Regions from separate parts of the Mus musculus genome. Here regions 1 and 3 are each linked to region 2. A link is a loop called in an ENCODE intact Hi-C map of the cell type or tissue named here. Cell type or tissue: left cerebral cortex. All regions are shown on one strand.

Region 1 (8,000 bases), 130 kb after region 2:
GTCCACAGAGTCACTGGTCAGCTCTTTACCCAAGACCTTTGAGATGCTTGTGTTTGGTTGAAGCAAGAAAAATTAATTTACTGTCATTGCTTGTAACCCCTTAATTAATTGGACAGGATATAGAATTTCCTTAGACTTCGCCTAATTCTGTAGACTGATCTAGTGTATGCTTTCCAGCAAAAACTGGAGAAAAATTCAGGTAAGTTTTTTCCTTTGTGTTCTGGGATTACACATATAACTTATTTATGCAATATTGATAGTGTGCTGGAGTTTTAATATGGTAACTCTTTTGTGTATTATGTGTTGCACCATGTGTTTGTGTGTGGGTGTTTCAGTCTTTGTGTGCATGTGCATGGTACACGGGCAGGTGGAGACCAGAGATAGGTGTAGGGTGTCTTTCTCAGTTACTTTCCACATGTGTGTGTGTGTGTGTGTGTGTGTGTGTGTGTGTGTGTGCATGTGTGTGTGTATCTAGATATCAACATATGTGTCTTCCTCTGCTTCTTTCTGGCTTACTTTTTGAGAGAGGGTCTTTCATTGAACCTGGAGTTTTTCACTTGTGCCAGACTAGCTGACCATCAGACCCATATACCCACTGTGCTGGGACTACAGATGTGTGGCGGTGTGACACAGATTCATACTTTGGTCTTCATATTTATGTAGCAAGCACCTTACCCCCCCACACACACACCCAGAGAGAGAGAGAGAGAGAAAGAGAGAGAGGACTCAGATCCCATATTTCTTTAGTTTTGAAACAAGGAGCTTACCCAGTTTCAGTAGACTGGCTGCTTATAGGCTCTGGGGATTGCCCTGTCTTCAACCCCATAGCCTTTGAGTTATAGATGTGCACTGCTGTGCCTAGTCTTTATGTGTATGCTATGGGTCTGAACTCTCACTCTCATAACTGCAAGGCTTTATTGCCCTGGAATACTGTATTGACTGAACCGTCTCCATAGCCTCTAGTGTGGTAATACTTAAAACATTTAAACGAAACATTAACAATGAAGATGCAAACAGAGCATATACTACATTGTTGGTGCGAGTTGCTAGGGTGCTGGAAGCGTACGCATATCAACAGATCAAACACACTTTAGCTATTCACTGACCTGTCAGATTCTCCTCTAATTCCATACAATATGCAGGACCGCTCCTCCTGTCTACTGTAAGTTTCTTCTCTCGAGTCTCATCCTGTCATTTAAAAATGGCTTTATTGAGATAGAAGTCACACACCACAGAATGCACCCATTACTGTATATAACTTAACAGTCTGTGCCTGCTGTGTCATATTGAGAGTGAACTCTGTTCTGGTTATTTCCCTCATTGCATCTGTTGAATTACAAACAGATCACTTGTGAACTGGCTTTATTTCATGAGGAAAAAAATGATGTGCTATAAAAAGCAAGAAACCCAAACCAAAAGAAACACAAAGTCATGGTGAGTTTTGTTGTTTTCTTCTTTTTCAAGTGCAGTAGTATGGGCAAGTGAGTCATGTCACTGTGAAGTTAGGCTGAAAGGAAACTCCGAAAGGGCACAAACTTGATGTACCTTCACAACAAACATTTTGTGGATGAAAATAAATGCAATAAAACAAAAGGAAACAAAGGCAAGGAAGGCTGTGGAGTGATGGACAGCTGCTCCAAAGGAGTGGAGCCAGGGATGGAAGACTGGAGTGATGGACAGCTGCTCCAAAGTAGTGGAGCCTGGGATGGAAAGCTGTGGAGTGATGGACAGCTGCTCCAAAGGGGCGGAACCAGGGATGGAAGGCTGTGGAGTGATGGACAGCTGCTTCAAAGGGGCGGAGCCAGGGATGGAGTGGAGAAAACACTGTTCCACTGAAGATAACAGTCAAGCTCTTGGTTTTTTGGGATGCCACAGCGTTGAAATAAAGTAACATGTAGATGACAGAGAGATGGAGGCCAAACATACTTTCGTTTTATACACTGTATTCTGATGATTTCTCCTCCTCCAACTTCTCCTAGATGGCCCTGCCCACCTTATCTGTCTCTCTCTCTCTTTAAAAACAAGAAAGCAAGCAAGCAAGCAAGCAAGCAAGCAAGCAAGCAAGCAAGCAAGCAAGCAAGCAAGCAAGCAAGCAAGCAAGCAAGAAAGCAAGCAAATCTTTAAGAAGTTTCTCTCTTTCTTTTTCTCCTCATTCTCTTTCTCTCTCTGTCTATCTTACACACACACACACACACACACACACACACACACACACACACACACACACACACAATCAGAAACCATTTTATATTAGCAAAAGACTAATAAGACAAACAGAACATAAGATGAAAAAGTCTACAAAAATACATTGAGTTCATTTTGTGTTGACTATCTACTGCTGGGCATGCAGCCTACCCTAATGTGCGATTAATATGCCCAGTGAGACTCTATTGGAGAAAATTAATTTTTTCCTTTGCAAGTGAACGTCAGTTGCAGATAGTTCCTTGGTCCCCCATTTAGCACTGGGACCCCATCTGGCTTATACCTGTGCAGGCTGCCACAGTCTGAGTTCACATGTGAGTTCATCATTCCTAAAGGAAGCTGGGCTGGCTAGTCCTAGGTCAACTTGACACAGCTAGAGTCATCTGAAAAGAGAATTGAGAAAATAGTCTGAGAAGATGGGGCTGTAAACAGACATTTTCTTAGTGATTAATGGAAGAGGACCCAGCTCCCATGTGGGAGGGGCACATGAGGGGTCAGGGCCATGATGTTCTGACCTTCAACTGTGGTGGGCTGGACTCCACTCTGCTGGCCAGGCCCCACCCTGGGTGTTCGGTGACTCCTATGACCAATGCCTGGAGTGGGTCAACCTTCCCAAGTCCTGTCGTTAATAAGCTATCTCCTTCACATGCATGGCCCATCTACACTCCACCTGAACCAAGAGTTACAACTACAAAGAGGATGAGAGGAGACAAGCATAGGTTTCAAGGATGGTACCTTTCCAATCTGTGGTTCAGTGTTTCAGGGTGCACCTGACATCTGCTTAGCTTCTCTTCCCTATTTCCTTGTCAGATGCACCCAGACCCTTGCCTCTGCTGCTCCTTCTAGACACATACTTTGGATTAGAAAGATTCGTGAAAGGAGGAAGCAGAAAGATGGAAAGATTCCCTTTAATTTGTCTTCCAGATTTAGAAGTGGGCTTCTGAAATAGTTCTTAAAGAGCTCCCCTCCCCGGACAGACATAAGCCACTGTCCCTCAGGGAATGAGTGTCTTGCATGACATTCTATCCACTCAAGCCAGAGGGACTGGTTACAAGATGACCTGACTTCCTTCCCAACATGCTCTCCCCCCCCCCTCCCCATGTTACAATGGCCTGCTTTACACATGGAGAAGTATCGTCTATCACACTACACCCCCGTCATCATTTATTTCATGACTTTTATAATGCATGGCTTTACATTGATTTTTTTTTCAAGTCAGGGTTTCTCTGTGTAGCCCTGGCTGTCCTGAAACTCACCAGGCTGGCCTCGAACTTAGAAATCCACCTGCCTCTGCCTCCCAAGTGCTGGGGTTAAAGGCGTGCACCACCACGCCCGGCTTAAAATGAATTTTGTGGTGGATTGGATGAGAAGTCCCGTATTGTCACAGGTATTTGAATACTTAGTCCTCAGCTGGTGGCACTGTTCAGGCAGGTTTAGGAGGTGTGGTCTTGCTGGAGGAGGTGTGTCACTGGGGGGTGGGCTTTGAGCTTTTAAAAACCCTGCACCATTTCAGTCTGCTCTTTGCTTCCTGCTTGTGTTTCAAGATGTAAGTCCTCAGCTTCCAGATCCAGTTGCCACACCTGCCATGGTGACAGACTTCTGTTCTTCTGGACTGTAAACCCAATAAGCCCTTCATTCTATACATTGCCTTGGCCATGGTGTTTTATCTCAGTAACACAAGTTGTAATATAAGAGACAAAGTGGGGTGAAGATGCCAGGAAAGACTTGTATGTAAGAGGCTGCGGCAAGTTGGACTGCATCTGTGTACGACGGTGTCTTAGTCTCTGAGGCAAGTGAAAGTGTGGGAGTATCTTTCTGTGTGTGTCAAAAACTAGTGGGAAGCAGGCAGAAGTAGAAAATACACCAGTCTCACTTTACTTAACAAGAGCATTACCGGGAAGTTGTTGAAATGTCAAAACAAATCCCGTGTTGTGCTGGATATAGAAACATGCTCTGCAAACTTCATCTGAGATGTCACAGTTAATTTCCCGACAGCTCTGCAGTCCTAGCGGCCTGCCGGGGTACCGGGGGCACCTGGCAGGGAAGTCCTCGCATCTGAGGAAGGCTGTGAATGGAAGGAAGTGTTCTGGCTGAAGTCCCTCCCTTTTAAATCTGCAGTGGGTGGAACTCTCTCCATAGCCCTCTCTGCCAGATGCAGCTGCACACCTGAAAGGAGGAAGGAGTGATGCGTCCTTCATTTCATTACCTACGCTCCTGGCTGCTCTGGGACGGGGTCCACACGGCAGTGTTTGGTGACGAGAGCTGAACTGAATAGCCTCTGCTCTTGTGCTGGGCCTCACCTGATTTCTGTCAATTCCCTAAGATGGTGCCTGTCTTAGGATTACTATCGCTGCGGTGAAACACCATGACTAAAGGGGAGGGAAGGGTTTATTTGGCTTACACTCTCATATCACAGTTCATCATCAAAGAATTAGGGCAGGAAGTCAGACAGGGCAGGAACCTGGAAGCAGGAGCTGACACAGAAGCCATGGAGTAGTGTTGCTTGCTGGCTTGCTCCCCATGGCTTTCTCAGTCTGCTTTCTTATAAAATCCCAGACCTCCTGCCCAGGGTTGGCCCCACCCATAATGGGCTGGGCCCTCCCAAATCAATCAGTAATTAAAAAAATGTCCTACAGGGTTGCCTACAGAGGAGGTATTTTTCTTAGTTGAGGTCCCCCCTTCTGATGTCTTTAGCTTGAGCCAAGTTGATATATAGTACTCTCTGAGGATCTTACTCTAAAGGGAGGAGGGATGGGAGAATTTCAGGTAGAATCAGGGTACCAGAGGAAAGAGTTTGTGAGAAAGGTGCTTCTGAGCCACGCCATGGAGGTCTCGGTTTCTGCTGTGCAGAAAGCCACATCTGGAGATGTCAGCAGTACTGTCCTGCACAAGCAGGTCTCTCTTAGTCAGTGCGGAAAGTCCCTTCACGTGTAAGTCTGTACTCCTTGATGACTGTGCCTTCGGGTTAAGGAAAACTTTGACATTCCCAGAAACCTCTACAGTTTGGATTGACAGGATGCCCACTGTTTTCTGGGCTGAAACTGGGCAGAAGAGTTGGAAGACTGGGCCTGAAGTGACGGTATCTCTGTTGGTACCAGGTCGCCAGTCTCTGCAGCATCAGCCTCCAGAATCTTTGGGTGCCCTGCCTGGGCATTCTAGGGTCCTACTTTATAGTTTCTATATTGTGTCCGAGGTGTTCTTCCCTAAGGGGCCCTGGACTACAGAAATTATATTTGTAGCCAGGGGATTTATTTATAATTTGCTACAGATGGCCAGTGGCTTTTCTTTTTTTTAAAGCAGCTTTCCTTCTTCCTTTTGCATTTTCCCACACCCACTCCCACTTACAGTTGGCAGCCTTCCCAGTACCTCCTCACCACTAGGGACTTATATTAATAGTCAGGTTTTGGTGGCAGGGGGGTGGGTGGTACGGGGAGGGGAGAGCAGGAGCAAGCTAGCATGAGAGAGAACATGAGCCCCCAACTGGATTGCCTGCCTCCTGTTATCTCTAACTATTAATTTTTACATCACTGATTCTTTACGCTTATGAATTAAATACTAAATAGAGGTCAAAGTCTTGTGGCCAGGAAGGAGGATCAATACTCACTGGCTGCTGTAGGACAGGATGCGGGGGGAGGGCAGCTTCCAAGGATGTAAGATTGCAGTCTTCTACAGAGGAGCAGTGGGGGATGCTGGATGCAGGTGAGAAGCTGAGAGAGAGCTGAAAACGCATGGTGCAGTGGATCTGGACAGGTCTTGACTGGAAAGACGGCTCAGTGACTAACAACGTCTCCAAGCTTTAGCCAACGTTACCTTATTGGTAAAATGAACTCACGAAGTTGTTACGATAATCAAATGGAATGATATATGTGAAAACATTTACTCTCACACACAAGGCCCTTCATAAGTACTGTTTTATCTTTCCTTTCATTAGGCAGGAACGAGAATAAAAGCCAAGGACCGAAAACCCCCATGTACTAGGAATATAGCTTCCATTTTTCTTTTCCATAATATTTTCATAATGCTCTAAGCCATATGGGTAATTGTTTCAACATTTAATTTTCCACTGAATTATTTAATTACATTTATGACAAGCACGTATTATTTTGAGCATGTTAGCAGAGCCGTTAGCTTATTCTAATGGATTTACAACGTGCCCAGACACTCTTTCATTGCTGATTCTGTGTTGATAGAAAACTATGCTGCCTGCTGTAGATCTATCTTGCTTCAACCATAGTTTAATCAAATGGAATTCTTTTAAAGCCTAGATAAGGTCCCCCCTAGAGGAAAAGAGCAAGAAGATTTTCTGTAGAGCCCATATTCAAGCCTAAACATTTATCGGGCTGGCAGCTCCTACTTCTGCCTTCCAGTTTAGCAGAAAATGCTTGGTGGATTTGTTGCTTTTAAGGGAGAGGGGAGCTGCGTGCGTAGCGGAGGAGAATTGATATGCTTGGATGTTTCTTTTCCAGGAGAAAGTAGTCCTTGTGCACATCTGGAGCTGGTCATTTCTCTGGTCCCAGATGGGTTTGCAGCCCACACTTTTGCGAAGACCTTCTGCCTGCCTCAGTTTTCACTGCCTTTCTGAGGGATTTTTTTTTTCCCTCAGTGAGGTAATAACATTGGCTGCCAATCCTTCCCCAGTTAGTGCTTCAAGACCAGGCTGGCTGATGGATGCTGGGTTCCCCAGTTAGCGCTCTCAGAGTTCTGAACATCCAAAGCAGCACTGAATCAAACACACTTTTCAACACCACCACTCTCCGCAGCTCCTTGCGTCTAGGCTAACCTTTGGCTTGTAAGCAATGTTTGAAATGAGCCATGTCAGCTTCCTAACAGTGTCCCCAGCCTATAGTTTGTCCTTTGTTAAATGGTCAAAATTCTCATTTATTTAATGGGGAGTAGAGATGAGGTTTGGTCACATGCTGAGTGCAAGGAGGTTTCTGGGCACAGGCAGTGGCAGACTGGAAATCCGTTACCAATGGCTGTCTCCCACCTGCTGTGGCTTGAGCTGCAGACTGGCTTGGTGAAGACTGGATCTCCACTGTGGTGCCCTTAGGAGCCCTTAGGAGATGCTGAAAATGTCGTAAGATGAGGTCTACCATGAGATTTTTAAGTCCTAGGAAAGGGTTATGAGACCGAAATCCCTTTTCTTTTCTCTGTTAGTTTCTGGCTATCAGGAACTAGCTTTGTTTCACCATGGGCTCGCTGGCAGGATGTGGCTCCTTGCCATGGGCCCAAAGGCAAAGAGGCCAGTTGTTATGTCTTGGAACCTCTAAATATGTGAGCCTCAAATCAGCTTATGTTTTCCCTAAGTTGATGATTTCAGGTATTTGTTACAATGACACCCTTCACCTGCCTCGTGGTTCCCTCCGGGAACATTCCAGCCATTCTCGAAGTGTGTCCGGGACAGATACTGTGCTTCTACAGTGCTCTTGAGATCCACGGGGTCACTGCAGGCTGAGAGAGGACTAGGGGTTGGGAGGAAAGGTTCAACTGAGAAGGGAACTCAGACACTAGGTAATTGAGATGTGGGTCTCTGGGATGCTGCTGCTGTTGATGATGATGCTGCTGCTGATGAGTGTGTGACTTTTGTCTTGGTTTAAGGTAGGTCACAGGTGTTTTGACACAGCCTCAGAGTCTGACTTGAGGCCTGAGGTGGGAGTGGGGTGAGGAAGAGACGACACTGTCTTCTAGCACTAAAGACTCTCACATACTACCATCATAACTTTGGGGTGCGCTCGTGAGTTTGTGTGTGTGCTGAGTGGCTGGTACTGGCCTGTTCTTCCTTTTCTTTATAAATTCTC
Region 2 (8,000 bases):
ATAATGGGAGCTGTAATGGCTGCTGGAGAGCAGATTCACTTCCAGGGCACCCTTATAAACCTTTAGACTGCTTCTGTGCATCTGGAGCTGACCATTTAATCACTGGGTTCATTTTCCTCCAACATATTTCAAAATGCTAGATGTTTTGTTTTGTTTTGTAATCACAGAGCTCATTCCTTTCCTTTGTCGATTTATCCAGAGATGCTAGGAACAACCAACCCGCGTCCTCATTTGTCCAGTTTTATGTACAGACTCACCATATCTGTTGCTTCTCACAACTGGTGAATCAAGATAATCCAATCCATTTGTCCCCTTAAGCTTGTAAAATAGTTCACACCACAGGCTTTCAGTAATCTCGGAGTTTCCAGGAGAGGCTGCAGTAATTCGTCGGCAAATTAGAAAGCCTAAATCCAGATACTTAAAAAAAAAAAAAAATTCATCTGTATACTTCTGATGCTCTAGACTCACTTCTGGTACTAAAAAATCTTATCAGTCAATGTTCTCTAGAGGAACAGAACTTCAGAATGGTATGTGTATATATAGAGTGGCTTATAGGCTGTGGTCCACCTCGGTCAACAATGGCTGTTTACCAATGGAAGATCCACAAATCCAGTAGCTGTTCAGCCCACAAGACTAAATGCCTCAGCTGGTCTGATGCCAGTGAAGGAACTGACTTGCTAGGAGAGCAAGAACACGCTTCTGTTTTTCAGGTTCTCTTTATAGGCTGCCAGTAGAAGGTGTGGCCCAGATTAAAGGTAGATCTCACCTCAGAATATCTGGATTAGATGTATATCTTTCTATCTCAAAGATCCAGATTAGAAGTGGGTCTTCTCACCTCAAATGATTTAATTAAGAAAAAAAAATCCCTCACAGGTGTTCCCAGCCATTTGGGTTTTAGTTAATTCCAGGTGTAGTTAAGTTGACAACCAAGACTAGCCATCACACCAAGGTTGCAAGCATTCCGGCATATGGAAAAACTGCATGTGCAAATCTATAGGGTAGAGTTTGGTTGAGGTTGTTCCTCCTTCAGGGCTGCATTATGTCATCTGAAAGTGTTTACTTCAGTTCCTCTGGGCTGCCTCCATGGCAGCTGTGACATCACAGAGAAGTCAGAAGGTTTGGGGCCTGATAACAAAGTATGTTAATGTAATGCTAATGCTGTGTCCATTAAAAAAAAATCACTGCTGTATAAGAAACTTTAAAAAGTATTTTTTAAGAAGCTACTTCAAAAAAAAATCATCAAGTGATCTACAAAAGACTCATGTTTTCTCACTATATGGGTGTTTTTATTTTTTAAAGATTTTTGTTAGTTTTAATTATTTGTATTTGTGTGTGTGTGTGATTCGAGTGTGCACATATGTGCGTGCAGGTGCCACAGTGGCCAGAGGTACCAGGTGTCCCTGGAATCAGAGTCACAGGCAATTTTCCCAGCATGGGTGCTGAGAGGCAAACTCCAGTCTTTCGGAAGATCTATACGTGCTCTTAACAGCTGAGCCATCTCTCCACCCTGCAATGTACTTATTTTAAAATGTGTGTAGCATGAATGTATAGGGCTTTTGACTCGTAAATATAATTATGCAACTAGAAAAGTATTCTGAGTTGCCTTTAGGAGAATATTAATTATTAAAATAGCCCAGCCACTATTTTTATCTCTAAAAGAGAAGCATATTTAATCTAACATCAAAGATACATAAATAATAGAAGCTTAAGGCAAACTGTAAAAGATACCAGGTTATAAAGAACATTTTATTTACCTTGATATGAGTGTTATTTTTAGTTCTCTAGATATATTAAGCCAATCATTTACCTGGTAACTGTTGACTTAGCATTTACTGTGAAAATGGGAAAAGTACATGCAACTCTTATGCTTTCTTTTCCACTAAGAGTGGAAGTCTTTCCAGTCCCATTGTTTTTGAGACAGTCATAGTCTGTATTGCATGCTGGTCTTGAGATCACAGTAGTCCTCTTGCCTCAGCCTCCCGAGTGGATTACAGGCACTAAGCATCATGCCTGGCTCTTTTTGGTCTTATGAAGGAAGCAGCAGGTTTCTCTTTATTTTCAGGTAGCAGGACGGATGGCCTACAGAACTATAGCCATGCACCAAGGATTAGAGCCATGGAGGACTACAGCCATACACTAAGGACACTATTTCTTTACTTAGCCTTGTCCTTTAAAGCCTCCTCCTGCTCTAGACTTGCACTAAGTGTGAGTGTTCCTTGGAGTTCTGGCTAACTAGACAGCCTCCCGGTCCTCTTAGCCTCCCCCATGGCTTTAGCTACCACTTATATTTTAGTGACTTCAGAGATCCAGACTTTACACCAACCTCCCTGGGAAAGGTTCCCCCATAGTGTAAAAAATGTGTTTACCCCGAGGTCCACACCTTCTTACTCACCCAAAGACAAGACTGTGCATCCCTTGACCTCAAACAGCTAATGACTTCTCTTGGGTACATGGCAGGTGGTTCTAGCAGGTTCTATCTTAGCTCACAATCCTTTTACATCCCATCTCTAAGCCTCCCAGATCCTCACAAGGCCTATGTGACCAATTGTCACATCTATCAGACATCTTCTGGAGGTTTTCCCTTCTTGCAGGTTTTGAGCTGAGGCATCACAAAGCAGAGAAACCCTTTGAAATCCTGTGCTACATTTTCTGTTTACTTGTAGGAGGAAAAAAAAAACCAACCACCACCCATTGCTTTTTTTTTCCCCTCAAAGCATATCTGTTCATCCTAAAAGGCTAAAAAAATAAAAATGCCCATTCAGGTACAAATACAAATTCCTCAGCATGGTTATTCTGAATCATGAAGGCCCTGACCATCTGTCCAGCTTCCCTCTTACCCCTTTTCAACTCCCACCCAGCACCCGTACCAGTACGCACATCTATCTTGCAGGCCCCAGTGTGTGTACTCTGTAGTCTTTTGGACACTTTTATTCTTAGCTGACCTAACCACTCAGGAAGTCACCATCTTTCTTTCAAGAGACACCCCAGGTGACACTACCTATGGAAAGCTACAGCGGCTAGGAGAGCTCACTCAACTCTTCCCACCCGACAGACAACCTCACAATCTTTCTCATAGCATATGCCTCTTGGATTTCTAAAGTGGAGGCTGAAGGAATGTGGGAATGTGAAAATTAAAATCATAACACCCCAACAAGCAATAACGTACTAGTGGCACATTTACACACTAGGGAAGAAAAGCACACGTTTTTGTTGTACTTTCTTGGAAGAAATTGGGTGATAAACATAAAATTCCCACCAGACCAGACTTTTGACACTAGATAAATATCACACATCCCTTCCTGTTACAGAATATAGTGCAGGGACTTTGCCAGCATTTAGTTTCCCCTTTTATCATTCTAATATGGGCATTCTATGTTGCAGGTGTCTAGGAGAGTCAGTAACCTACACCGAAAAGCCAGTTAATGGTCATGACAGTCCCCAAATTCTCCATTTACTCCGGGAAATGTTCCACTTTCACTGTTCTAAGTCTTCTCCTTACAACACAGATTCTAAGAACCAAGTATTTTTCTTTCCTAAGACTTTAAATTGTTGCTTCTTAGTAGAGATCTTTGCTATAATAGGGCGGACCGATCCTATCGAAGCGTATTTCCCCGCTCTTAACTCATCTACCTATAAATAGCGCCGCTCACCGAGCTGAGTCACCAAAACCCAGAGTTTACTCAAAATAGCTCTTAAGGACTGCTGGAATTGAGTCGCTCCAGTGGTGACAGATTGACCACACACCCATCAAGCTGGGCCACGGACCAGAGCCATAGAACTGGCTCCTAACCACCAGGCGCCCAGAGGGCTAGTCAGGCGAGTAAGACCCTAGTCGCTGGGATCTCGAAGTCTGGACTCAGGAACCAGCTAGTGGCCAGACTCCGCCTTGACGGAACAGAGTCCTCCCCGCCCTTTTGGAGCTGGGAGCCGCGGGGGGCCCGGCACCCGGCACCGCCCTCGCCCACTGCTCACACAATGGGGCGCGTCGAGGGGCGGCCCGGCTTGAGCTTCAGACCTAGCCCTCATTGCCTAACTCCCGGTTGTTGCCAAAGCACCTGATGACCTCAGACTATTGCCCACCCTCAGGAGGGTGCAGAAGCTTGGGAGCAGCAGCCCTGGGGGGGGTGGGGGGGGGGAGAAAACGGAAGTGCCACCCCCTGCAGGCAGGGTGGTGACGTCACCCTACCGCCAGCCTGTAGCGGGGGTGGTTGCCCATCACGTGATCCACGCCCCTCAGAATCCCGCGCGCGCGCTCCCTCCCCCCCCTTTTCAACTAGACTCCCACCTCTCCCGCCTCCTCTCCCCAACTTTCGCCCTCCCTGCTCCCTCACCGCTGTCAACAGCGCCAGCTCCGCCCTCCCCAACGGCGAAGCAGCGGGCTCCTGAGTTCAGGTCCTTGCTCCCTGAGCGCAGGGTGCCCCCCTCCCACCCTGTCCCCAAATTTAGGCGCTCAGGGTGCGTGGGCCTCGGGGGTGCAGTGGCGGCGGCGACAATTCTCCACTCATTCCTCCCACCGTGGACCAGGCGGACTCTGCAGGTCTGCGTTCAAAGGGGACCGAGAGACGCGCACGGCCTCCGGGGAGCCCCCTCCTCTCACCCTGCGGCCCGCCTGCTCTGCCAGCTCCGTCTCCCGTGGGGGCCACGCGCAGATCTCCTCCTGGAGCCCCTCACTCTCTTCGCTCCGTGCACGCCGGGGTTACAGCTTTGCTTTTTTTTTTTTTTTTTCCTTCTGTCGCTGCTGCTCCTCGTTCTATTTCCTTACCGCCCCCCGCCCCCGCCCCGGTTCCCTTCTAAAAGTGGAGGCTGGAGGAGGGAGAAAAGCAGCCTAGAGTCGAAAGGGGCGGTGCGCACTGACCTGTCAGCGACGGAGGAAGACCCCCGGTCTGGGCGAGCTCTCCAGCCAGTGGGGGCACTGGAGCGCAGGGCTCGAGCGGAGCGGCGGCTGCGCTCGACCAGGTGTCCCCTAGGCCGGTCTGCGCCGCCCCCTCCCTCGGCGCCGCGCTCTCCGCCCCAACATCGGGGACCAGGGAACCCCCCAGCTCGATTTTTTGTGCAGTTTCAGCAAAGCTCCGAGGAAGTTGGTCCTTTTGTTCCACTATTTATAGATTGCGTCAACATTGCGAAAAGAAGAAGGCGGAGCGGTGGCCCCTCCCCCGCCCCTCGGCCCGCTCCCAGGAGAGAAAAGCCCCAGCACACGACCTAAGTACACAGCGCGCCAGCCGCCCGCCCCCGGGCCTCCTGCTCGCCACTTCCCCCTCCCCCCGCCCGGGCCCGAGCGCTGCCAACCCCGTCACGTGCCCTCTCGGGAAAACCAGCTCCCCGGGGCTGTGCGCCGCCCGCCTGGTTCCGTGGCAGCGGCCTCCGCCCTGCGGCGCTCCCCTGCTCCTGGCTGGGGTCGCCGGCCCGGGTGGTGTGCACGACCTGGGGACCCGCACTCTGACCACTCGACGGGGGGTGGGGGGGGGGAATTTCTCCCGGACCCGAGCCTTGCGCGCGGAGTGGCCCCGAGCGTGCCGTTCGCTCGCTCGCTCGGGCGTCTCTACCTCCCTCCGTCTCTGGGAGCGCCACCGCCCTACTTGCAGAGAGCGCGCGCGTTTGGGCCTCGCTTTGGAGCCCACGGCCTGGACAAGTCCCTGTGCCCCCTACGTGCGGCGGCTCCCGCAGGCGTCCGCTTGCTAGGCCTCGCTCCCCCGGCCAACGGGCGTGAGGGGTGCGGGGGTGGCTCGCAGCAGCTCCCAGGCAAAAGCGCTGGGCGCGGGAAGCGCGGGGCGGACGCTCTGGATCCGCAGGTGCAGCTAGCTTCACGCTAGCTTCCTTCTCGCTTTCCCAGCTGCTTAAAGCCCCAGGCATTTGCGCATCCGACTCCTTGACAAGGGAACGCGGTTCTTGAGGACTTACTCTTTGGTTACAGGAGTGATTGGGGCAAACCATTACAAGTTGCCTTTAAACCCCGAGGACGAAGTGATAGGCCCCTCCAAACCCCGAAGTGAAACTGAGCGCCCTGCTGGCCTAAAGCCTAGGCGGAGGGCTCAGTGTAAACAAAAAGTGCGATAAACACCAAAGGAAGGCCTTACAATTAAGGCAAACTAAGTGGTTAGTCTAAGCGTGATTAACTTCTGTAGCTTCTAGTCCCTTTCCTAAGTAATTGATTTCAGAACGCAGTTTTACTTTTCAGGATCAGAACATAATAAGTTAGCTACCAGATCACTGATTCAGGAAAACAGGCTGAGCTCGGATGAGAACAGGAAACGCATCGGACTTTCCCAGCAACTGGAGAGGGGTAAACAGTCTAGAAGAACTCCCCCCATCCCACTCCCCCGCCCCAAGTTCGGACCACCACCACGCCTCAGCACGGGCACCTACCTACTGTGAGGGGCTTGGAAGTTAGGTATAAGGGTGGGTCCAAACCTGGTAGAGCTTTTCCAAGAGTCAGATGGGGGAGGAAATAGATTTGCCTAGAGTTGAGAAACCTTTCCAGATTTAGGCCCGCTTGCTTTCGCTCTCTCTATTTCTATTTCTTTTCTTTCTTTCTTTCTTTTTTTTAAAGGAGAAACTTTAGATTCTAAAGCTTAGAACGTGCCTTCCAAGTTTGCTATGTGTGTGCTTGCTAAAAGAAGGAAGTGAGACAATATAAAGTGAACTTTTGCAGCACTCGCTTCCTTTCTAAAGTTTGGAGCTGCAGGCCTGATAGGCTTTGGTCGCCCACACCTGGCGGTGTGCAGAGCCTAGGGCGGGACCTCAATCTTCCCCATCCTCTGCAATTTATCCAAAGGCCCTAGCTACTCACCTCCCGGTCCTTGTACCCTTCATTACTCAGCATTTGGAAAACAAACCTCTTATGAATGCAAATTCGTTTCTTTGACACTTTGGTTGCAGCAATAGCTACAAATCACGTTTCTTTGCATTTAGTAAACAAGTCAGGGCCTCCTGGTCCTTCCCACTCTTGCAAGGGTCAGAGTTTGTCAAGGCATGGTCATGGTTGCCTTACCCCGTCCTCCGACTAAGGCTCAGCGGCACAGCTATTTTGTTAAGACACCGGCTTTCCGCCCCCACTTTGTTCTTTCACGGTCTTCCTAGCCGCGGAGAGGAGGGAAGGGAATCAAAACGAAACCACTTCAGGCGCATCAGTCACAGCCACTTCCCTAAGGGCAGCGGTGGCAGACCTAAGTGTAGGGTCGCAAACATTGGCCGAGATGGGGGTGGGGGTGGGGGGAGCTGTTCCCGAAGGAAGCCCAGGAGTTGCCAGGATCTGTCCTAGGTTGCGAAGGGTCCCCCTCCCCCCAAACTCCCATCTCCGGAAAAGTGCATATGGATAGTACATCAATCTTGCATGGAGAGTTTGGTCTGGGTCTCGAAGTTGAAGACTGAGACCCTGCAGAAGTAAAGGAGTGTGACACGAACGAGTTTGGCTTCTAGTGGCAGATGTCTTAGCAGGGTCTCAGGCAGGAACGCAGGCGAGGGTGCGCAAAGGCCTCTTGGGACTCGAGGCCCACGGAATTCTTGCCCGGCTGAAACTGGATAAGCATCCCGCCCACACGCAAATAACCAAAGTTCTATACAATTTAAAAGACTTCACGAAACTAGTGGTATCCCTCTTCCCTCATAGGAGTCATTGCAGTGACAAAGGCGGCCTCCGGCAGGTTTCAAAGAGACGGGTGGGCCGACTTTAGCAGTTCAGGGAAGGCATCTTACGAGGTGAAGGTAACCAAACACAACTGGGGCGCTCAGGAATGGCAGCTGGTGTCAATCTAGTCAGCTAAAACGTGTCCTCGCTTCCCCTTCTTCCCCCACAGAGAAACAACACTGACTTGAAACAGCTTCCACCCTCACCCCACCCCCATACTTTCTTTACCACACACTTTATTCTGTTTAGTAACACCTTTGTTGCAGCAGTATCTGTAGGTCTGGGCAAGTGTGAGAAAGACCTGCAGGGTCTCGGGGAGTTGAAAGTGGAAACCGTTTGCTGGAGTGCTCGCCCTGCTCACCCACACCTGACTAAG
Region 3 (8,000 bases), 490 kb after region 2:
CAGGCTGGAGGTAAATCTCAATGGGGGAGTGATTGCCTAGCATTTGAAGGTCCTGGGTTCAATCCTCAGCATAGGCAAGTAAAAACAAAAAACAAACACTCAAAAGAAAAGAAAGCAAAGAGGAAGAACAAAAGTGAGTTACTCTTAACATCATGGCTAAAATTTGAAACTAAAGATGTTTTCAATACTTAGAAAACTATCAAATAAAAAAGTCGGGGGGGGGGGAGTAACCAGAGGGATTGAGTAGATGTTTTTGTCAGTGCTAACATAATAGCCTCGCATAATAGCCTCGAGTGCCTTGTTTGTGTCTGATGGCCTCCTGACAGCAATGTATAGTCATAGTTTCAGATGTTCATCATGGAATAATGATGCCTAGATCTTATCAAATGATCAAAGACCAAAATAGTGCTAAATAAAGACAGAAAGAAAGACAAACACACACACACACACACAGAGAGAGAGAGAGAGAATAGCCCATGTTTTAATTAATTCTCTATTGTTCAAATTAGGTTGAAATTTGTTTTATGAAGCATATCATATCGTGTGTGTGTGTGTGTGTGTGTGTGTGTGTGTTTTCTTACCTCAGCATTTCCTTAGGCCAGGCATGTAAGCACAAATACTTCACGTGGCCACTGCTGTGAAAGCTGGCATAGTCCTGCTTTATCCACTCTTATCACTGTGGTGATGAATAACTAACTGTGTATGTCACTGTCAAACCACTCATGCGTCTCCTGGCCTTGCTCTGACCAGCAACCATTGGGCAGTAACTGAAGCAGAGGTGAGGCTATCCTAACAGAGCCCGCGGGGCAGCTTCTCCTCCCTGACTGACTTTCACTTTGCTGCTTAGATGTGAGTAACTCAGAGGTTTGGGGGAGGTATTGACATTCGCTACAGGTGGCTTTCATTTCCAGGTTCAGGGTAACCAACTACTCCTGTTTGTGTGGGACATGATCCAGGAAGTATATGTCCAACTGTTTTAAACGACAAAAAATGCCCTAAAGAGCCACATGTCCTCTCAGAGCCTGGCTCTGGGTTTCCGTAGCTGAAGAGAAGAGGGGATAAATCTTACCTGTGGCTGAGTGTTCAGCTAAGCTGGAAGACAGGCTCCTCTAGCCTCCATCCATAGTCTTAGAATTAAGAAGGTAATTGACTGAGACTGGGTCTGGCTGAAGTTTCTCTGGCCTCTCTCAACCTGGAGACTCTGAGACAAAAGCCTGAGAAATTTTACAGCCCGATGGTGAGGAGTTTGCTAATCTGACAAGGAATCAAGGTTCATTGAACTCTTAAATGCAGCGTGGTTTTTTTTTCTTTCTTTCTTTCTTTTTTTTTTAATAGAGTATGGCCAAGCTAGAATGAGCCTAAAACAGAGACATCCTAGCCTACAAGTTCACTGGCCCTCCACCACAGTTCCCTCTCTTGCTCTTCCCACACTACATTTCTTTTTCTATTTTGTTTTATTTGTTTTTTAACTTTCCTTCTTGCCATTAATAGGTACACAAGGAAAACATTCAAAGTGTCAGTGGAATTAAAAACAAGTCTTATGGTAGAATTTCCAGTGAGCGCCACGCTGAACGTTGACTGGTCTCCACACAGCTGCAAGCCCCCGCTCACAGTCCCTCCCGAGTGGATTTGTGAGCGGCGAGGGACCATATTCTCTGCGTGGGATTTTGCTTCTGGGCTAGGGTTGACTGCAAGTTTGTTGGAATGAATGCTACATTTTGTTTTGTTTTGGCCATAAGGGACTTTTGCAGAGTGCCTTTCGCTCAGCATGTGCTGTGAGGGGAATGAAAAGTGTTTGCAGAATGCTTCTTTCCCTGGGCTCAAAAAGTAAGAGTCCCGCTGAGAAGCGCAAGTGACTCTCAAGCCTGTCTGGGGATGAAAGAAGCAGCCATGTTTGAGGGCAACTCAGCAGCACTGAGGCTGTTAGAGCCCAGTGGGAGGAGCTTTTCCCGAATCTCAGCCTTGCCACAAACTCTTTGTAGGACTGTGGGCAAATGGCCAACACCAATATACTCTGGACCCCAATTACTTAAAACTTCAGGGGCTCCCACTTTCAGCATGACTACTACAGGCTCTCTAGTCTGCCTTTGTTCTGACCGCACAGAGGGGGCTGGTCTTGCCCTCCAATGGACCTGCGGAGCAGACCTTCACTTCTGTAACACTCGGCCCTGGATTCTGGTGCCCCTACTTTAGATCTCACAATATTTGACAGCTAAAATTTTCCTGGTGGGTGGGTCTGCTTCCCTGTGGGATCTCTTACTGAAATCGGAGTCCATTTCCTATCTCTTTAACTTGTCTGGTCAGCATCCACTCCCACGCTAGGATTGTCCTAGGCTCTTGACACTGAAAAAAAAGTAAAAACCACAAGAGTAAACCCAGCGTTTGATGGATGCTCTCTGCCGAGGCTGGGCAGAAATCTGGATTTCTTTACTCAAAGATCTGTCCTCCTTTGTATATGGCCTTTGCTTTCTCTCAAGTTTAAGAGTGAAAAGTGGTATTAAGTGAGATGATAGATAGTACCAGGGATGTGAGCTCATTCTCATGACATCCTTTTTTGCTCCCCTTGTTCCGTTCCTTAATTTTTAATAATGGTGCTGTGAGCATGCTACTCTTCCTTGTCCTTCAAGGAACCCTGCCTCTGGTGGCTTTGCAGAGAAGTCTCAGCCCAGCAGAGGAGAAAGATGAGTAAGGGGACTAAGAACATTTCTCAGAAGTTCTGACCACTGTGCAGCGTACAATTCTCGGATGAAGGTTGAGATGTTTGCTGTCTGATCCTGAAATCCCAGCTGCTGTTCCACAGCAGACAGAGAGCCTTGTGCATCTAAGTTAGGCATGAGGTAACCAAAGGCTGGAACTATTGTCTCTGCGTACTTCAGCCTAACTTGCTTCAGAATAGAGATTAGAGTCCAAGAGTCAAAATGATCACACAGAACAGGGAACTGTTTTCAAGACACAGGGGAGTATGCCGGGGGCGGGGGCGGGGGCGGGGGGGGCGTGGCACAGGGCAACTAAAGGGATAGAAAGAGGCACAGGAAGAAAAAAGGCCACTTTAGGATCAGCAAGAGAAAGACCTCCAGCCATTGCTGGCCATAGGGATCTGGCTGAAAATAAAACTAGGTGGAAATTGAAACATGTGTACAGCCCAAGTCAGACTTATGAGAGAATGCACTATCTGTGTTTAAGGGCCTTGGAAAATGACTTAGGGGCCTTGGAGAAGTGACTCGGGGCATTTGAGTTTTGTGAAGCTGGAACTCTGCAGATCCTGACTGGACTCCCAGTCAGTGGGAGAAGAATTCAAGGAGAGGGTGCATCCCAGCAGTCTGACAGACAGAGAACTGTAAGGGACACGACACCACACTGTGAGGTCAAACACCAGAGAGCTCTGAGCAGTGCTGCCTGCTGCCTGCTGGCTACTGTCTGAAGGGCTGCATCTCTGGCCTCACTGGGGCTTGTGTATTTGAGGATAAGGCTCCCTTTCCTGCCATCTTTTAAGTTGTGTATTATAGAGACTATAAACTATGCACAAAAATAAACACACTAATCTAATAGACCCCTTTGTACCTATCAACTATTTTCAACAACTATAAATCCACAGTCTTTCTTACAGGCATTACATAATTTCATCTAAAATAGTCCATGCTGCATTTCTAAAGCATAAATACTGTTTGGGCTAGAGAGATGGCTCAGCCCTTAAGAGCACACACTGCTCTTACAGAGAACCCAAGGGCAGTTTCAAGCACACACATCAAGCAACTCACTATAGCCTGTGACTCCAGCTCCCAGGATCCAAAGTCTCCAAGAGCACCTGTACACACATGTATGTTGTGTATACCCAAACATACCCAAACATAGAACTAAAAATAAACTGAATATCAAAACAAGCCTTTAACCAGACTTCTTTTCTATTGCCTGTAGTGCTGGCAAGCATCAAGTAAGTGCTCAACTTTGCAACCCTTTCCATCGGAGGACTGTGGTTTCTGTAGAACTCTACCCTCCCCCCCCCCCATCCCACATAGAGAGAAAACTGAAGCAGGTTCCCCAGGAAAGATGCAGTCCACACCCTCGCCGTCGAGTTTTTCTCTGTAGTGATGCAGCATACATATGGGAAACAGAAAGGGTGGCACCTAGAGGAGGCAAGCACATTGGCAATATACAGAGAAAGTAACCAACAAACCCCGAATTCTGCATGATGCCCAGAGGAGCTGGGCCTGGTGCCAGGAGCTGAGACATGCTTCCATTGTCACTGGCAGATGACAGATTTAGAAACAGACAGGGGATCCTCTTATCAAGAGGAACGCTGTCAGCTGAGGTCATTCGCATTTCAAAAGTACAATCAACCCAACGTGAGCTGGGGGTATTAAACATGATTTTTCTCACCTTGAATGACCCCTTCTCCCTACATTAAGCTGCCTATTTAGATCATTTAAACCGTGCGGCAGCAAATTGAAAACATGGGCTTTCTGGGCTGTGTATTTTCTTTCTCGTGTTGGAACATTTCCCTTGAGAACCCCAGGTCTCATGATCATGGCAAAGAAAGTCCCACATGACTTTCTGATTAAGCGCTTCGTGATGTGCACGTACAAGCTGATGAATCGATTTTTTCTTTCTTTCTTTCTTTCTTTCTTGGCTAAAGTGCAGCATCTGCTTCGAAGAAACACATTGCGCTGCCACTTCTCTGTCAGCTGCTTGATCTGTTTGTCAACAAAACCGAGTGCAAAGGGATTGTACTTCTACAAAAGTAATCTCATCTCAAAGCAGCTTGTCCAAAGATTCTACAAGGCATCACAATGACCCCAGATGACATTATCTATCTGCCTGATTGCTAGATGTGGCTCTCTGCAGTCACAAGTCACTAAAGGACTCAAATATGCATTTTCCCTACTGCTCTGAACTAATGCTTCCTGCTGTGAGGGTTGGGATAGCGTCACATGCCAGCTTTTAGATATTTGTATTCACTGACTGATTTAAAATACAGACCGAATACCAAAACCAGTCACTATTTACTTTAATATCAGTAATCCTGACTTGATCAAAAAATATTCACAAGAATTTCTCCCCCCCCCCCCGCCAGTTTGTGTATGTTTTTGCCATTCCTTTGAATTAATGCATTACATCAAAGTGTCTAGCTTTTTTTTAAAGAAGCTTTGTTATAATTTCCTTTGACCTCTTTTATGTGCATCCAAGAAAAGGCCCAGAGCAGCAGCTTTCTCTGTTCTGGCCCCAGGGAAAGCCTTGGGGCTCCTTGGAGGCTCTGCCGTTCCCACCACAGATTCCCAAGAGAGAGAGAAAGGCTACAGCTTCCCCTACAGATTCCCAGCCATCCACCTTCCCCACTGGTAAGCCAAGTATCTCAGACAAAATTAGATAATGGAGCCGACCTTACTGTTCCACTGCCAAACCTCCTTGACTTTCTGATGAAAATATGGAACAGATAACCCTGTGGGTGGATGATTCTCAGTTCAGAAAAGAACACCAAACATATTTTAAGAAGAGGTCATTTGGCCAATAAAAGGGGGGAGTGGATATTCACTGACGATAATTTTGTCTAATTAAACTCCCTTCCCCCCCCCACCCCACCCCCAGGAGGCAGAGGATGAAAAACAAGACTTCTGGACCAGACATTACAGAGACAAGAAAGGCCATTTGTCTCCCGAATCATGTGAAGGGAGACCGTTGGCCTTTGAAGCCACTGAGCAGTAGCAAACTATGAAGCCAGCCGGTCCCTCCCCTTTGAATAGCTTCTCTGAAGGTCTCGTCTGACTTCCTCATGGCAGACTGTCTGATGTGGGGAGTCGGTGGTGTGGTCTGGAGAGCAGTGGCTCTTTCAGAATCACGCTAGCTTCCTGGGAAGCCTTGATGGTGTACTAGCTGGCAGATCTCCACCTTCATACCCAGCTCCACTCAGCAGTGGCTCCCCCCCCCCCAATAATTTGTGGAAACTAACTGAGCAGAGGAGGCAAGTCAAGACGTTTCAGTGAGCTTCTGAGGTGACGAGGGCCTGCAGAGAGTACAGTGCCTGGCCTGTTTCACAGCAGTGAGGTCTGCTCACACCTCAGCAACGACAGACCTCTGTAGACTATGAAGGTGTTAGACTTAGAAAGAAATAGTGACTTTTCATTTTATAGATCGTTTGGAATTGTTTTTAAAATGAGAAAGACGCAGAGGGCTGCATGCTGCCATCCAGTCCAGTTTTAACCTCCTTACCGAGACTACAGAAAGCAGAGCTAGTGAGGTGGCTCAGCAGCCAGGGGCTTTTGCTGTTGCCACTCAAATCCATTTCAGGATAGCAAGGTGAAAATTAGATTTAAAATTAAAAACCTGGAGAAGTCTCCATGGATAAAGGTCCGTGTTACCAAACTCAGTAACCTGAGTTCAGTCCCTAGAACCCTCGTAGTGGAAGGAAAACACTGACTTCCTCAAGTTGTCCTATATGCCACCTCCACGGGGATAAATAATGCAAAGACGTGTCAAAGACTGTGGAGATGGTGGTTTCACAAAGCGTGTCAGATAGGTCAGACAACTTGGTTTCCATGATGTATCTCATGTCACTTGTATAACCATGGATGCAGGAGGCATTTCCATTTCTTATTTGGACTTCCTGGTGTGTTTAATGCTATGTAACACAACCCTATGGCAAGTAGACATATCGGAGGTTTGGATGTGCCACCTCTTAACAGAAGAAAGCGGAACATAGGATGGGAAGAATGTTCAGATGCGATGAGCAGCAGTGCCACCCTACTGGCTAGCTACGTTTCAGTTGAATACTCAGTTCTTCAGTCACACAATCTTCAAGACAAGCATCCGATAACCATCACAATACAGGTTTCTACTGGCATAGGTAGTACTTGGTACTACCAAAAAAGCACTAAAGAGCCTTGAACTCTTCACTTACCTCTTGGCCATTTTGCTGTCCTAACCTGAGAGATGAGGAAGCAAAACCACAGCCTCTCTAAGGCCATCCCACTTCTGAGGTTCTCGTATCACAGACTTCTCTGATCCCTGGGAGTGGCACTGGAAGGCCCTGGGTGGTGAAAGGCAGCCTCAGAGACAGAAGGGCTTGAAGGCAGCCCTGTGCCTTTAGTGCCAGCTGTATGACCCAGGAAGTTGATTCTACAATGTTGTCTGTTTATATCACCCAGTGACCTACTATGCTCTCAAACTCAAAAATGCTACTAATTCTGAACTAAGAATTCAGTAAGGTTCACTGATTTGAGTATTGTAGAGTGTATGCTAGTTTTTGATCAAAGTACTATCACACATTGGCAACTGATGCTGCACAAAACACCCAGGTTCAGATGTATGATTACCATGTTTTATGAACTATGGGACTTTCCCTGAACGTAACAAAGTTTTCTACTCTTACAGAACATAGTGGTTTGCTTACAGAACAGAGAGCCTTTTCATTTTTTCTGTCACCATCCCTCATGTGTAAGTGTATAACTCAGCAACAGAGAAAGCATATGCTCTACAGAGACTCGGGCAAATGTCCCAAAGCACAGAGCTGGGGTCAGCTGGAATACCACTGTAGATTATGCAGGCACCCAGAGGTTTGAAAACTGTGTGCTTCGCAAAATTAAAATCTTGTTGTTCAATGCTGATGGATCACCATTGTTTTTAAAATGCCACGTTTTGTCAGGAGTTTCCAAGACATGAATATAGTGGACAATGGAAATGCAGTTAGTAGTATGCATTGTAAACACAGCAGTGGAACTCATTCGACCTCCCATAGAACCCCATGAGTTGTGCAAGGCTTGAAGAAAGTAGCTTAGACCTGGTGGAAATCTTGACTGCTGGATGATGCTCATCTCTCACTTGGCACTCACTAGTGTGACAGGGCGGGAGGGATCCAACACTGGACACTATTCAGGGCATGTGACATCATCGGGCATCCTACCAGATGTACAGCTGGTGCTTAGTCAACCTCAGTGACCAAAGGACATCTGGAGATGATCAATGGGAAGGACAGGGTGGAATGAGGTTGTTTTCTGATATCAGCTGGA

Evidence for each region. A loop is a pair of places that touch in the nucleus more often than their neighbours do. Peaks named below come from ENCODE experiments on the same cell type or tissue, not always from the same donor. Only the 100,000 strongest peaks of a DNase experiment are listed, where the experiment ranks them.
Region 1: it touches region 2 in a loop (2.7-fold over the local background); 2 of 42 quality-filtered maps call a loop at or near these places.
Region 3: a loop joins it to region 2, with 2.7 times the contacts of the local background. A loop is called at or near these places in 6 of 42 quality-filtered maps.

The regions. Positions count from the first base shown.
Region 1 is chr14:61,804,362-61,812,361 of GRCm38, forward strand. No RefSeq gene overlaps it. Among named protein-coding and RNA genes, the nearest start is that of Gm35247, 9.5 kb to the right of the region's middle. In left cerebral cortex, a CTCF peak has its summit at 4,198; DNase peaks (open chromatin) are centred at 4,019, 5,535 and 6,729.
Region 2 is chr14:61,677,255-61,685,254 of GRCm38, forward strand. It overlaps Dleu2 (deleted in lymphocytic leukemia, 2), which reads right to left and starts at 5,119. Exons shown (of 7, transcript NR_028264.1): 1 at 4,856-5,119. In left cerebral cortex, CTCF peaks have their summits at 3,859 and 4,893; DNase peaks (open chromatin) are centred at 3,072, 3,345, 3,801, 4,229 and 4 more places; H3K4me3 peaks cover 4,026 bases; H3K27ac peaks cover 4,403 bases.
Region 3 is chr14:62,169,835-62,177,834 of GRCm38, forward strand. It overlaps Gm35419 (a long non-coding RNA gene), which reads right to left and starts at 1,179. Exons shown (of 3, transcript XR_383483.2): 1 at 1,070-1,179. In left cerebral cortex, a CTCF peak has its summit at 4,135; DNase peaks (open chromatin) are centred at 1,707, 4,195, 5,738 and 7,973; H3K27ac peaks cover 276 bases.